5 separate regions of the Homo sapiens genome follow, and regions 1, 2, 4 and 5 are each linked to region 3. The links are chromatin contacts, found by Hi-C or POLR2A ChIA-PET in ENCODE. All regions are on one chromosome and are shown on one strand. Each heading gives the region's core, a stretch centred on a gene start or an enhancer-like site at or near the end of the contact. The rest is flanking DNA. Distances are from core to core; before and after follow the strand shown.

Region 1 (2,700 bases), core at 10-2,509, 6.9 Mb before region 3:
ACTCCTTTATTCTTCACATTACATTATGTTGCCTTCCCCACAACTAATCAAGGACTCCGTTTTTTCTTTTTTCTTTCTCGAAACCATTTCCTCCATATTAGTTCCCTTTGGAATAGAAGCCTTTTTAAAAGTCCACCTTAGTATATCTTCAGGGAATCACAAATTCACTATGCTATTTATAATTCATGAGTTTCTCTAATGGTATCAAGGCAGCAAATACAGGTGAAGTAATAATTATCCACCTGATAGTACTTAACACACATACCCCGTGTAAAAATACTGCTGGTGTACAGTGTGTGTGTTGGTGACGCCGGAGGAAGTGGCCGTGAACAGGCTTAATGCCGCATTGAGTAACTTCAACCTCATCTTGCTCAGGTTCATATCTCTCCTGAATTTCCCCTGGTAAGCGCAAGATTCAGGATCCGTTCTCACAGTTTTTTGTTTACCAGTTGATGTTGGCTGCATTCAGGAACGCCTTGCTCTCTTAAGCCACAGTGCCTTCCTGGTCTCTTCTTCACAGGGTCTTCCACAATCGCTCTTTTTCCTGGGCACGGTGGTTTGCTGAAAGTCGGGGTGGGGGGCGGGGCGTTCCCAAGTTTCCAGGCCAATTACCTACCTGCCTTAGAGCAATTACGCACTTCTCTCTGGTAGTCCCTGAAATGTTCTAATCATCAGATCGCCCCAGCTTCTCCTGACCGTTTCTTGCTTACGGCTCAGTTCAGACAGTATTTGTTCCGGGACGCTCAGCGGGAGGCGGTTTTTACCGGCTCACTCGAGACCCCAATTCCAGGCGCCCTGCAGCTTCCCTCAGACTCCCCGGGACCGTGTTTGGCCTTCCCATTCGTACGCTGCGGCTGCGCTTTCCTCTCGTAACACCACGCTGGCGAACCTGGAAAGGATCAAATAGTCCCACTCGCCAACCTAGCGCGGCGGGACCGGCCCAAAAGGGCCTTTGCAGCCTGCGCATGCGGACTCGGCGGCCGCCACCGACTCCCCGTCTGCTTCCCTCCGGGCGGCAGCCGCGGTTTGGAGCTTGCTGACAGCTCTGCGACCGGCGGGCGCAGCCTCGTCTCGTGCTTCCACGTTATCCTATCAGGGACGGGGCGGGGCGGCGGCCTCCGCAGCCTATCAGCGCGAACCACGACCCCGGCGAGCCCGGGAGGAAAGCCGCCAGAAAGAAGGCGATTGGATGGCGGCGGCGCTCTGGGGCGTAGCGTCGCCCGGGCCCCGCCCACCGCTGCCTTCCTCTGCTGGGCTCCAGAGCCACTGAGGCCTGAGCGAGAGCCGACGGCGGGCGGGCGCAGCTGCTGCCGGAGCGCCGGCGCGTGCTGGTGGGCCACACACCTTTCCTCCTCTTCACTCGCGAGCCCTCGGACATGGTGGCCCCCGGCTCCGTGACCAGCCGGCTGGGCTCGGTATTCCCCTTCCTGCTAGTCCTGGTGGATCTGCAGTACGAAGGTGAGTCCTGCCCTGCCCCGGCCAGGAAGTGGGCTCCCGGACCAGGCCCCCCGCGCTTTCCCGTCTGCGCCCGGGCGCCTGTCCCGGAGCGGCTCGGGAGGTGGGGCGAGCGCTGGGGGAGCCCGCGGCCTGGCTTGGGCCTGAGCCCGCGCCCGGTTCCGGGTTTGTCTGGGGAAGAATCGAGGGGACTGGCGGGCCGCGGGGCCGGGACAGCGGGTTTGGACTAAGGAACCGGGCCGCAGGAGTCGGAGGAGGCGGGGTGCGGGGGCACCGGGCTACGACTTCAGGAAGTCCTGGGACGCGGAGACTTGGGCAGCCTTTGGGTCCTGGCCTCGCTTGGGACCCTCGCTGGGCGCCTGGGGACACTGTCAGTCATTGGTGCTGGCTGGGAGGAGGCACTAAGGTGGCCAAAAGACTTCCTTCGCTCTGGAGTTCTTGGGTGGGGAAGGAGTGTCATGTCCGGCTGGGAGTTGGAGGGGACAGTGTTGACTATTTAAAAAGTGTGTAACCATCCCCATTAAGATGCACTGTCGTGTAGAGAAATTGTTAGTTTGGTGCAATGAGGAGCCGCTGTTGGAATTCCATCTCCCGGACGGCCAGGCACTGAGTTTGTGGTTTTACAACTCCCAACATGGTGTCATTCAACGTATGGCTGGCATTACTTTTCCAAGTTCGCTGTAAAAAGGTTCCCTTAAAAAGATACGAACGATTAAATTTCACTTCAGTCCTGCAGACTGGAATGTTGGCTACTCCAGAATAGCGAAAATAGAGGGCTGTCCTATCTTAGATGGCAGCGGGGAGGAGTAAGAATTAAAGTTGATAGTGCCGATTTAACGAATGCTTCTGGCGCGGTTACTGTGCGAAATATTCGAGTGTAATGACACATCACATGCACTGATCTATTTTCATCCCCATAAAAAGGGCTAGTTGTCAAGGAGGTCAAATTAAACCTTTGAGTATTCCATTCAAAGGGAGCGAGGAACTAAAAATTGGGAATTGTTTATAGTGAATTCTTCTGAAAGTTCTCAACTTTTTTTTTTAAAGTAGTACTCCCCAGTTTTTAGGTGTCACCCATAGCAATGGGCTTTTGCTTTTGCTTCCCCTGGTAACCATATTTTTTGAACCCCAAATCAGAACACGTAGTGTGGCAACATTGGGACAAAGAATTTGACAGTGAGGCTGCCCCCAGAAAAATCTAGGGGATTGGAATTTGAAGGTCTGTACCACTTTAATATGGGTCAT
Region 2 (2,700 bases), core at 201-2,700, 8.1 Mb after region 3:
GAAAGTCCAGTGAGAAAGGTGAAAACTGACAAGGCACCGTTCTCCGACTTGCTGAAAAAAAGACAATGCAAATAGAGCAGGGTCCAAGGCGGAAGAAAATCAGAGAAAAGCAGGCAGCCAAGCGTGGCGAACACAGCTCTCGGGGCCACCCCGGAGGGGACCCGCGGCGGCCGCAGCGGGGCGGAGGCCGAAGCCGAGGCCGCCCCGGAACCAGAGAGCCAGGCGGGAAGTGCACAAAGGCACGAGGCCACGCCCAGGAGGGGCGGGCCCTTTGGCCGGAAGGGGGGGGGCCGGCGCGCGGGGCCGGTCGCCTAGGCAACGGGCTCGCGTGGCGTCCAGGCTTCTCAGAAAGCCCAAAATCCGGGAGCTTTGGGAGGGTAGAGGGGCGACGCGGGGGAGGGCGGTCCGGGGAGCTGAATGGCCTCAGGACGCCGGCCGACCGGGTGTCTGCATACTGTGGGCGGCCTTTCCAAGTGTGGGGAGCGGCCTCCGAGAACGGTGTCCATGACACAGGGCGGGAAGAGATAAGGCCTAGGGAAGGCGCCCCTCGGGCCTATCCACCTCTTCTGGGGCTCGGCACTAGGAAGCAGCTTCCCTCTCAGGCCCCTTTGTCTCCAAGCCGTTCCAAACTGAGTACCGGGAGACGACACAAAGGGAGGGCGGTGACGGATGGCGCAGGCGCGGGAGCCGCCTAGGCTGCTGGGAGTGGTGGTCCGGCCGCGGAATGGGTAGGTCTCCCGCGCACTCTGCGGCCGCAGCTCAAAGGACACCGAGAGGGTGCCAGTGCGCATGCGCCGCCACTTCCGCCCGTGCCCGGCCCTCCCCTTCCTTCCGCCTCCCGGAGGACTTGGGTTTCTAGTAGTAAGAGTCCGGGGGGCATTACTCACGGTCTCCCCGCCTCCTCTTCATCGTGATTGGGCTGTCAAAGTGATGTTGGCAAGTAGATTGGCTACTGCGGTTGCCAGTTCTGTTTCGGGCCCTACTTATACTGCTCTGTGGGGCGGGGACGAAGAGTCAGGGGCTGAGGAGCGAGTTGCGGTAGTTGCTGTGTACCATGGTCTCGGAGGTTTCTGTCCCGCGGCCCGTTAGGTCCTGGTCGGGTTTTCAGCGAAGCAGGCCGCTCCCCTGCGTTTCCCAGCGGGCGTGCTGTGCCGCCCAACAGGCTCTGCCTCCAAGTGCCAAAAACTCCTAGTAAAGTTTGCGCCTCGCCCGCCGTCCACACCCCAGCGGCCCTGACGCTGTCCCCTCCGCGACCCTCGCCTCTGGAAAAAGTGACAGGCAAGGCCACGCCCCCGCGAGGGCCGGCCTGGAGCCCGCAGCCCCCAGGGCCTGGGACGGTGAGGGGCGTGAATGCGGCGGGGGGCGGGGCCGTTGCCGGGGGAGGGGGCCGGGGCGCATGCGCGCTGCGCAGCGGGGCTGAATGTTTCCCAAGTGTTTGAAACTGGTATTTGGGTTTTCCACGTTGGACAAGTGCGGCTCGGCGGCCAGCGGAGCGCGCCCCTTCCCGCTGCCCGCTCCGCTCCTCTCTTCTACCCAGCCCAGTGGGCGAGTGGGCAGCGGCGGCCGCGGCGCTGGGCCCTCTCCCGCCGGTGTGTGCGCGCTCGTACGCGCGGCCCCCGGCGCCAGCCCCGCCGCCTGAGAGGGGGCCTGCGCCGCCGGCCGGGGCGTGCGCCCGGGAGCCACCGCCACCGCGGCCCGCGCCCTCAGGCGCTGGGGTCCCCGCGGACCCGGAGGCGGCGGACGGGCTCGGCAGATGTAGCCGCCGGGCCGAAGCAGGAGCCGGCGGGGGGGCGCCGGGAGAGCGAGGGCTTTGCATTTTGCAGTGCTATTTTTTGAGGGGGGCGGGGGGTGGAGGAAGCGGAAAGCCGCGCCGAGTCGCCGGGGACCTCCGGGGTGAACCATGTTGAGTCCTGCCAACGGGGAGCAGCTCCACCTGGTGAACTATGTGGAGGACTACCTGGACTCCATCGAGTCCCTGCCTTTCGACTTGCAGAGAAATGTCTCGCTGATGCGGGAGATCGACGCGAAATACCAAGGTACGGCCGGGTGATGGATGGGCGGGGGCGGCCGCCTCCTTCCCGGCGGGTCCGGGCGCGCCGCGGAGCCGGGCCGGTCCTGCCGTGGACCGGAGGAAGCGGCCGGCTCCGCAGCGGCGGCCCTCGGCAGGGGCAGGAACAAAAGGTCTGGAGCGCCTTTGATTCGCCAAGGTCCTTGTGTGCAAAGCCCGGGACACGGAGGAGGAAGGAGGCGCGAGAGGTCTCGCTGCAAGGCTGCGCGACCAAAGCGCTCTTTGTAGTGAAGTGATGAGGCGGGTGCTGCGGGGGAGGGGGCGGCGGGTCCAAGCCGCGTCCTCTAGGAGGGGGTGCAGATTACGGCGCGAGATGGAGGGATGTGCCGGCGCCTGGGGCTATAGGGCGCCGAGACGGGGCTGCAGGAGGAGGGCGGCTGTGGGCCGGGGTTCCCGCGGACCCGGTGCCTCGGTCCCGGGCAACGCCGTTCCTCTGGCCCTTCTTCGTCGCCCCCCACTCAGTCCCGAATCTGAGTGTTACATAAAGTACCGGGTAGTACTCCGCTCGGGGTAGGTCGGCCGCCCCCGCCCAGCCCCCTCCGGCCCTCACTTGGAGCTGGACACCGAGTAGGGGCCGACTGCGAGGGGCGACGCCGCCGGTTGTAGTTTGCGGAGGACGAGGGCTTTTCTCT
Region 3 (2,700 bases), core at 66-2,565:
ATCAAGTATGAATGTAGGCAAAAACCAGGGTAGTTATGCTGTTATGTCACCAATAAAAATCAGTTCATCGTAGTGCAGTTTTCACCGCTATCTCCAAATAATTATATTCTTCACTATTTTGAAGTTATGGTAGTTTATTAGCCTTGGCCCTAGCTCCTGTTATTTAATGCAAAAGAAGTACACCTGTAACTATACACACACACGTAAAGCTCCTGCTATATAACAAAATTGCCTTTAGTATTTTTGATAACTGCATTTAAACATAATTTATTTCCTGGGTAATCCTATCTATTTCATTGTATGCATTTTAAAACACTGCTTGAGAAATAGGCCTCACCAGATTGCCAAAGGGGTCTTCGGCACAATAAAAGGCTAAGATTACCCTGGCATGAGCATAGACATAAAGATCATTAGAGGACCACTATGCAGCTTGCAGCAACTGACGGCAGGCACTGTGAATCTGGAAAACTGAAAATTATGGCTCTATAATTGAGTGGACAGCCGTAAGGAGCAATCAGAAACTTCAGTGTAAGAGGAAAAAAAAAGATGTTTTTCAGAAATCCCGGAAGCTAAGGATCAGCAGAGGATAGGAGGGGCCCATTTCAGTCTCGTGCTTTGTTACTGGCTACAAAGGCGACGGAATGACCAACAACCCACTTCCTGTTGACTGAAACTATTGCCTGTCTCCACCCTATTGCTCCCCCTCACCACCTCACCCCCATCAAAGGGGCATAACAACACAGGGGAACCCAAAGTCTACACCCCTTAACCTACGACCTTCCAAAATCATGTCCGGAGCTTTCGCCGACACCGCAGACTCCTTAGCGGCTAAGCGTGAGTGCGCCGGCTCCCTTGCCTCGGGTCAGCAGCACCCCGGGGCTGGGGCTCCTGCAGCAGCCGCACCAAAAAGTTTCATCCACAACCTTAAGTTTGGAAACTATCGTTTGCCAAGCGAAGGGTTCCCATTATTCCTGGCTGGCGGTCCATCTCCTTGCCCGTCTCTCGGGGAGTGATTCGGTCCGGGACACCAGGACTCTGCTTGGAGGCCTGCTGTTGCCTAAAAACCCCAAGCGCGGGCCTCTTCAAGGCCCCAGGTTCGAGATCCGAACCCTCCAGTAATGTCCTCAGACTCCTCCCCCTTCACTGCAGCCCGGGCAATACTCGGGCCTAGCTCCTGAGAGCGGCGCCGTTGGCTTACGTAGCAGCACGTGATTGGCCACCGCTCCCTGGCAGGCCGGGATTGGTGGAAGACGGGCCGACCCCGCCCCTCGCCCCCGCCTCCGGCCCGAGGCCGCACGGGTGTCCTCGCGCTGCTAGTCCGCGCGCAGCCTGGCAGTTTGCCGCTTCCTCGTCCTCCATCCTGCGTCCATGGCCACCGCTGCGACTGAGGAGCCCTTCCCTTTTCACGGTCTCCTGCCGAAGAAGGAGACCGGAGCCGCCTCCTTCCTCTGCCGCTACCCGGAGTATGATGGGCGGGGGGTGCTCATCGCAGTCCTGGACACGGGGGTCGACCCGGGGGCTCCGGGCATGCAGGTGAGGCGGCCCCCGAGGGCCCGGGCGCGGGGGCGCGGGCGGCCGGGGACGCGGGTGGGGACACAGTCTCGGAGCCCGGCAGGCCAAAGCCCCGCTCTGCGGCCGAGTCCGGGCCGGGGTGGGCAGCACCGGGGTGGGCAGAGGTCAGAGCCAGGCGCGGGAGGGACGGGCGCCCGCCAAGGGGACTCAACGGCGCACAGTGCCAGGGTCGCTGGGCGGGCGAGGGCCCGGACCCCAGGTTGGGCCGTGGTCCCCCCAGCTCAACAAAAGCAGCGTGCCCGGCGCGGCTGCCTGGGGAAGCCTGGGTCCCCCTTTGGCCCCAGGGACTCCCCTTCCTTCTCGCTTCGGCGCTGCCAGGCCGGACCCCCCAGGCTCCTTCCCTCCACGCCGCCTTCCTCTGCCTACCCCTCGTGCCTCGGACACCGGTCCCAGCCTGACGTTTTTAAAGAGAATTTTACAGCTTTTATCATTGGGGTGGGGTGGAGACACCAGATAGGCAACTGACATGTGAGAACTTAATGTTTAGGGATCGGGAGATTTGGTTTGGGGAAGAATAGTTTGTCTTTAAGCACGAAAGCTGGGTTTCCAGAAGATAACCCAGTCCTCTTCCGGAATTGTTTCCTGTGGTAGTTTTGTGTATTCTATTTTTAAACGGTCTTCTGCAGCGTGTTTGCTTAGGGTCATTGAATCTTGTGGCTTAGTCTTCGTTTACATAAGGAGAATTCAGTTAGGTTTGGTTTTGGCGAGCTTCTCAGACCTTATGAAAATATGCGACTTTTTTTTTTTTAAACCTGAAAACATACGACGGTTTTTAAAAATTACTTAGTTTTTTGCCTTAGGCAACTTTAAAATCTGTAGATTCAAGGTATCATACCAGAAGGTAGTTTTTTTGAAAGTATGTTGTCTCTCGTTAAAAGCATTCTGTTTAAAGTCTTTAAAGTTTAACTTTTGTACTTTTAACCCTTTACTGAAATCCAGTAATAAAATTTCACCGTTATTCAAGATCCATCTCCCAGCATCCCTGACTAATCCTACTGTATGCTGATCTCTCGTTGATCAGCCCCTGGCTATCTTATCCTCCTTTCTACACTAAACACTCATCCTCCTCCCCACAATGTCCCTTCCCTTCTGGATCCTTTATCGTGCTTTCTGATTATTGAGGTAGCA
Region 4 (2,700 bases), core at 201-2,700, 8.0 Mb after region 3:
AGTCACGATGTTAACTGGGATAATAATAAAAAAGCATCAAAGAAGGCAAAAGGGAGGGGGAGAACTGGAAGTACCTCTGTGAGCTTCGTTAATTCAGTTTTAAAGAGAGAATTCATTATCATCTTGTTTATTCAGCATACTGATACACCCAAGATGGCAATTTAAGAATTCTGGACGGGGCCTTTGGGTATATGACTTTTTAAGATGCTAACATAAAAGAAGTCAGAACTTTCAGAGTTTCAGGCTTCTAAAAACTCACACTCATTGAAAATGTGTCACACTATTTCCAGTTTCTTCATTCACTTACAATATCTTATTCTTTTGTAAGGAGAAGGAAATATATTCCATTGCAATGCTACAATCACCAGTGTTATTTTCCAAAGTTAAACAGAAAGCCTGAATTGAGATCCTCTAAGTTGTACTTTTGAAAAGTCACAAATACTACACAATAAAAATAACTCATTACCTATCTTAAAAATGCTTCCACCGGAAGTCACTCCAACCCAAACCCATATGACGTATCTGAGCCAAGATCAAGCAGAAGATTAACTGTAAAAGGCAGATATGCTCCGGGCTAAGAGGTCCGGAGGCTCCAGTTTTATTTCCTCTCTCCTGACTAAACCCAACAGGGGGGAACACTCTGTGCCTCATTTTACTTTTTCTTAGAAAGGGGCTAATAACACCAGCTCTGCTCACCCCTCAAGTGAATCTCAAAGGATATCATGTTCCTACGGGTACGTGAAAACTGAAAATACCTAACAAAGCAGCCACAGAGGAGCGTCTCTGGTTCCCAGGGCGGCAGAGCAGGAACGCGGGGCTCGGGAGCAAAGGCAGCTTAGGTACACAAATGACCAGCGGGTTCTCTGCAACTTGGGTTGTCCCTGAGGTCACTGAGTGGCTGAGAGGCAGCGCTCAGCCCAACCAGCAAGGGAGGACGAGTGGGAAACCCCGAGAAGGAGGCATTTGCTGTCCGAGGCCGGGACCCTGTGCGCGGCCGGGTGCCCTGCTGGAAGCCCCGCGCCCCCCGTCCCCGGCGGAGCCCCAGGGCGGTGTGGCTCATGCGGCGCCGGCCTCACCTGCGGTGTCCCAGATGGAGATGTTGTAGGAGCGCCACTGCTTCAGGTAGAAGGCGCCGCCCACCGTGCTGACCGTGTCCGGGAAGCGCCGCTCCATATACCGCTGCAGCAGCGACGTCTTCCCCACGTTCATGTCCCCCAGGAGCACGATCTTGCTGTCGGGCTTCCTCATCTTCCCGTAAGAACCCCCAGCGCCCCCGCGCCCTCTCCCCGAGGCTGGCCGGCTCGTGCGCCCTGGGCGCAGCTGGAGGAGCGGACCCCGGACTCGCCGGGACCCGGATTCTCGTGAACGCTCCGGGACCTTCGCCTCCGGACGCCCGGGAGCTCAAGAGAGGAAGCGCGTGTGCGCGCCCGGGAAGGAGCTGGGTGCAGAGCACGGAGCCCACGTCGGGGGCCCGGACCGCGGCGGCCTCGCCTCGCCCCGCCCCCGCCCCCGCCCCCGGGCCCTTTCACCGCCGCGGCCCCGCCCTATCCTCCTCCGCCCACCGCCCCCGTCCCGCCCCTGCTGGACCTCGCCGTTTCGCAAGCATCCGAGTTCTCCAGCCGAGGCTCGGGACTGCTGCAGGGTGGAAAATGAAAGTTCTGAGAGCACCTTCCGCCCCTCCGCTTCTGCACAGCCGGGGCTGCGGTGCGAGGAGCTTGGCCGCGGGGCCCGAACGAGGCGAAGGGGCCGGGGCCCTTGGGGAACCCCCTTCTCTCTTCCACTCTCCCTTAGGTAAAACCCGTGTTCCTCTCACGCTCGACCCAGCGCCTTTCCAGCTGCGGTCGATTTGCTTCTCCGCGTGTAAGTACAGCCACCCTCAAGGTCATTGAAAAAGTTTGCTTTAAATGAGCGTCTGCGGAACTCGTCCTGAGGCTCTCACTGTTACAGATTAGAGATGGGGGCGCTTTCTAGTGGAGGATTTTGCTTTTGCTCTTCTACTTTTGCAAGAAGCTTTTTGTCCTGAAAAGTGGACAGTCATCTCCATTTATAGCTTGGAATGAAAATTTGACTATGGAAGTTGCAGTCGCTACTTGAGAAATATTTCCTCCTTCTTTTTTTTTTTTTTTTTTTATTTTTGACACGGAGTTTTGCTGTTGTTGCCCAAGCTGGAGAGCAGTGCGCGATCTCGGCTCACTGCAACCTCCGCCTTCCGGTTTCAAGCGATTCTCCTGCCTCAGCCTCCCGAGTAGGCGGGATTACAGGTATGTGCCACCATGCCCGGCTAATTTTTGTATTTTTAGTAGACACGGGGTTTCACCATGTTGGCCAGGCTGGTCTCGAACTCCTGACCTCGTGATCCACCCGCTTCGGCCTCCCAGGTCCTCCTTCCGTTTTAAAGGATAAACCTTGAAATGCTTTTAAAATATGCAGCGTGTAGAATTTGGTTAGTTGGTTGGTTGGGGTTTTTTAGAGAAAATGAGAGGTAGAATGGACTCTAAGTTAAACCCTGGGGGACAGTGTCACTCTGGCCGCTGGCCTGGCTGGGAAAGGCGATGAGACCCTGAGCAGGTTAAAACCCGTGTCCTGAAGGTGTCCTGTAAAGGGAAATAGGCCCGTTGCCTCCTTCGTAGGTGCCCTGAGACTCCGACAAGGCAGGAATGCCAAGGTATTTCGTACCTGCTCAGCCCTGGCATGTCAGGT
Region 5 (2,700 bases), core at 6-2,505, 5.2 Mb before region 3:
CTCCTCAATCTCTGCCCCTCCCAAACCCCAGCAGCCGGTCCCTGTCTCCATCCCGCCGGCCTCGGTGGCAAGGGGCTCGCGAGCTCTGGTTGGCTTGGCCGAAGCTTCCGTCACTCGCCAGCTCACCTACGATTGGTTGGCAGAGCGTGCGCGAAGAGCCCCGCCTGGCAAGGCACTGGGAGGTGGGCTTGCGGATCCTACGACTAGCGTTTTTCTCGATTGGTTGAAGGAGTAAAGGCACGTGGTATGGGGGCGCTCTCTTATTGGTCGTGAATGGTACCTTGTGGTACAGAGACGTGATGTGGTTGGCTAGAATGAATCCCAGCTTCCCACTAGATGCCCCTAGCTGGCTGTTGCTATGAGGAGTCCAGGGCCTTCCGGCTGCCGTTCGGGATTCCGCTCTCCAGGTTTTCAACTCACCCGTGGCTGACAGGGCGTGGGAAGAGCTCGACTTCAGTTCGGCACCGAAAGGGGCGGGTCTAGAAGAAATGTGGGCGGGTCCAGAGGGTTGGTGGGCGGGACCCCGGCGACGTCAGCGGGCTTGGACCCGACTTCCGTGGTGTGTGGCCGCCTCTGACTCGCCCCTCTGGCGCGCTGCTAGAGGGGGGCGTCACCCTCCCATCAATGTCCTAACGCTCCAAAGCTTCATTTTGTTGCGTTTACACAACTTCAGTCAGAAGCCTGTAGGTGCCCCCCCCTTAAAGCTTCACATGCTAATACAAGATAAAACCAAAGCTCTAGGAGTGCTGACAGACTGGGTGGCATCGGACAAAGGCCCTCGCGGCCCCTCTTGGGCCTTGGGCATCTCTCCTTCACTCCCCGCCTCAGGATAAAGCTTGGAGGTAGCTCTAGCCCCTCTACCATCTCATCCCTTCCGAATTCTTAATGTCTCGGGAGTCTCAGGTTGACGCTGCTCCTGGCTTGGGCGGGAACTGCGCATGCTCGGTACACAGGCCCTGGGGTCTGACTGGGCGCGCTGGGTTCGGCGCTGCTCGGCGGTCGCGGTGCTTGTTTATCTCCGCGCGGGCAGAAGCTTCCGAGCCCCGCAAAGCCTCTCGGGAGCGCTCGCGGCCCGTCGCCTAGGGGGCGGGGGCGGGGCTGCGCCGCGGGCTCCGCCCCGGCCGCCGGACCCCGCCCCTGGCCGCGCTGCGGCTGGGGCTCGGGCGCGCGCTCGAGCGCTGGGGGTAGCGGCGGCGGCGGCGGCGGCGGCGGGCGGGGATCTGGGCGTGGAGGCGCGAGGGGCGGGGCGGGCGGCACTGCGGGCCCGCGGCTCGGGCGGCACCAGCGGCTCCCGGTCTCTCTCTCTGCTCGCCCTCAGTCCCACCCGGTGCCTACGGGGCCGCATCGCCGCCCGGCTCGGCCCGGCCCATGCCCAGGGCCGCTGCTCCCTCAGTTGCCGCCGCCGCCGCCGGCGCCCAGGGGGCCGCCGCGGCTGTGAGGTGGGGGCGGCAGCGGGAGGCGGCGGGGCGGGCCGCCGGGGCCGGGGCTGGGGGCGCAGCGCGGCCGGCGTAGGTCTATGTCGCGGGCGGCGGCGGCGGCGGCGGCCGCGGAGGGACGATGCGCGAGTACAAAGTGGTGGTGCTGGGCTCGGGCGGGGTAGGCAAATCCGCCCTGACCGTGCAGTTCGTGACCGGCACCTTCATCGAGAAATACGACCCCACCATCGAGGACTTCTACCGCAAGGAGATCGAGGTGGATTCGTCGCCGTCGGTGCTGGAGATCCTGGACACGGCGGGCACCGAGCAGTTCGCGTCCATGCGGGACCTGTACATCAAGAACGGCCAGGGCTTCATCCTCGTCTACAGCCTCGTCAACCAGCAGAGCTTCCAGGACATCAAGCCCATGCGGGACCAGATCATCCGCGTGAAGCGGTGAGCGAGGGCACACGGGGGCTTGGCGGCTGCACCCCGGAGTCACCGTCCCGGGGCTGGAACTCCCCGCGCGGGGCTCCGGGGAAGGGGCTTTCTGGGGGGTGGCTCCAAGCTGGAGGCTTTACTATTGTCATTCTGCTCCTCCTCCTCAATCTCAAATTTGAGTGCTTTGTTTCACAACTAAAATTTGGCATCGTGTTAGCCCACAGAACAGCTCTTTGTCTCTTGGACGTTGTTAGCATTGCTTGTTACAGAGCCCCCAAGGAAACAAAGTTTAAAACTTGCAGGGGGGAAAGGGGTGGATAGATTTGTCTTGGGAAGAGAGGAACTGTGCAGGTATAGTCGAGACATTTGCAGACTGAACAACAACAATCTGCCTTGGCAATGTTTGACAGTAAAAATCGCTCACACACCTATACAGTAAAGTCAAGTCCAGAGGAAGGAGACCTTTCTCATCTCGTTAAAGGTTTATGGTTCCAAGGCGTTTTACAAAAATTAAGTCTCTAATTTAGTGCAAAACTTTAAAGACAGATTATTAAATTATTTGAAGACATCATAAGCTAAATGGGGTTTCGAGAATATTAACAGAGGAGTACAAATAAGCCATTCACAGGAAAAGAATGCAGCTTAACTGTTTGTTTTTGTTTTTTTGTTTTTAATATAGCCGCCTTAACCCCTTCCAAAAAAAAAAAAAAAAAAAAAACACCACCACACCACCACCACCAGTTCCTGGAAACAAAACAGAAGCTTCTTCAAAAGTGTGACACAAGTATTAGCTAATTTAAAGTTAATGTTAATAAGCCTTTATATATATATATAAATTCTTTTC

What was found. Hi-C counts contacts between places; a loop is a spot of excess contacts on that map. ChIA-PET counts read pairs that join two places held with the same protein, here RNA polymerase II (POLR2A). Pooled maps may share reads with other maps.
Region 1: a map of B cell shows a loop between it and region 3 (12-fold over the local background). The contact joins the promoter of DNAJC3 here to the promoter of TPP2 in region 3. A Hi-C loop is called at or near these places in 4 of 168 maps with a recorded cell type or tissue (B cell, CD4-positive, alpha-beta memory T cell, CD8-positive, alpha-beta T cell and 1 more) and 14 of 50 pooled maps.
Region 2: a map of GM12878 shows a loop between it and region 3 (32-fold over the local background). The contact joins the promoter of ING1 here to the promoter of TPP2 in region 3. A Hi-C loop is called at or near these places in 3 of 168 maps with a recorded cell type or tissue (GM12878, gastrocnemius medialis and naive thymus-derived CD4-positive, alpha-beta T cell) and 14 of 50 pooled maps. POLR2A ChIA-PET finds 5 or more read pairs at or near these places in 2 of 52 experiments (CD4-positive, alpha-beta T cell and CD8-positive, alpha-beta memory T cell).
Region 4: a loop to region 3 is called in a pooled map, with 5 times the contacts of the local background. The contact joins the promoter of RAB20 here to the promoter of TPP2 in region 3. A Hi-C loop is called at or near these places in 2 of 50 pooled maps.
Region 5: a map of CD4-positive, alpha-beta T cell shows a loop between it and region 3 (6-fold over the local background). The contact joins the promoter of RAP2A here to the promoter of TPP2 in region 3. A Hi-C loop is called at or near these places in 2 of 168 maps with a recorded cell type or tissue (CD4-positive, alpha-beta T cell and naive thymus-derived CD4-positive, alpha-beta T cell), 4 of 37 single-sample maps with no recorded cell type and 16 of 50 pooled maps. POLR2A ChIA-PET finds 5 or more read pairs at or near these places in 6 of 52 experiments (CD4-positive, alpha-beta T cell, CD4-positive, alpha-beta memory T cell, CD8-positive, alpha-beta T cell and 3 more).

Annotation. Positions count from the first base shown.
Region 1 is chr13:95,675,880-95,678,579 of GRCh38, forward strand. DNAJC3 (DnaJ heat shock protein family (Hsp40) member C3) reads left to right here and starts at 1,260. Exons shown (of 12, transcript NM_006260.5): 1 at 1,260-1,458. The coding sequence starts at 1,377. DNAJC3-DT (DNAJC3 divergent transcript) reads right to left here and starts at 1,046. Exons shown (of 2, transcript NR_132117.1): 1 at 1-1,046. RefSeq lists enhancers at 350-1,197, 461-560, 1,198-2,044, 1,391-1,440 and silencers at 1,081-1,320, 1,551-1,640.
Region 2 is chr13:110,712,250-110,714,949 of GRCh38, forward strand. ING1 (inhibitor of growth family member 1) reads left to right here and starts at 1,451. Exons shown (of 2, transcript NM_198219.3): 1 at 1,451-2,036. The coding sequence starts at 1,901. It also overlaps a transcript of CARS2 not described here. RefSeq lists silencers at 108-447, 121-289, 1,288-1,637, 1,648-1,837, 1,998-2,287 and 2 more and an enhancer at 568-617.
Region 3 is chr13:102,595,671-102,598,370 of GRCh38, forward strand. TPP2 (tripeptidyl peptidase 2) reads left to right here and starts at 1,316. Exons shown (of 30, transcript NM_001330588.2): 1 at 1,316-1,533. The coding sequence starts at 1,369. LOC107984588 (a long non-coding RNA gene) reads right to left here and starts at 1,272. Exons shown (of 2, transcript XR_001749984.3): 1 at 778-1,272. RefSeq lists enhancers at 750-909, 960-1,019 and silencers at 1,090-1,379, 1,540-1,829.
Region 4 is chr13:110,560,272-110,562,971 of GRCh38, forward strand. It overlaps RAB20 (RAB20, member RAS oncogene family), which reads right to left and starts at 1,451. Exons shown (of 2, transcript NM_017817.3): 1 at 1,077-1,451. The coding sequence starts at 1,248. RefSeq lists silencers at 1,011-1,070, 1,050-1,239, 1,131-1,580.
Region 5 is chr13:97,432,914-97,435,613 of GRCh38, forward strand. It overlaps RAP2A (RAP2A, member of RAS oncogene family), which reads left to right and starts at 1,256. Exons shown (of 2, transcript NM_021033.7): 1 at 1,256-1,871. The coding sequence starts at 1,558. RefSeq lists enhancers at 353-492, 440-1,371, 643-772, 793-842 and silencers at 993-1,352, 1,373-1,432.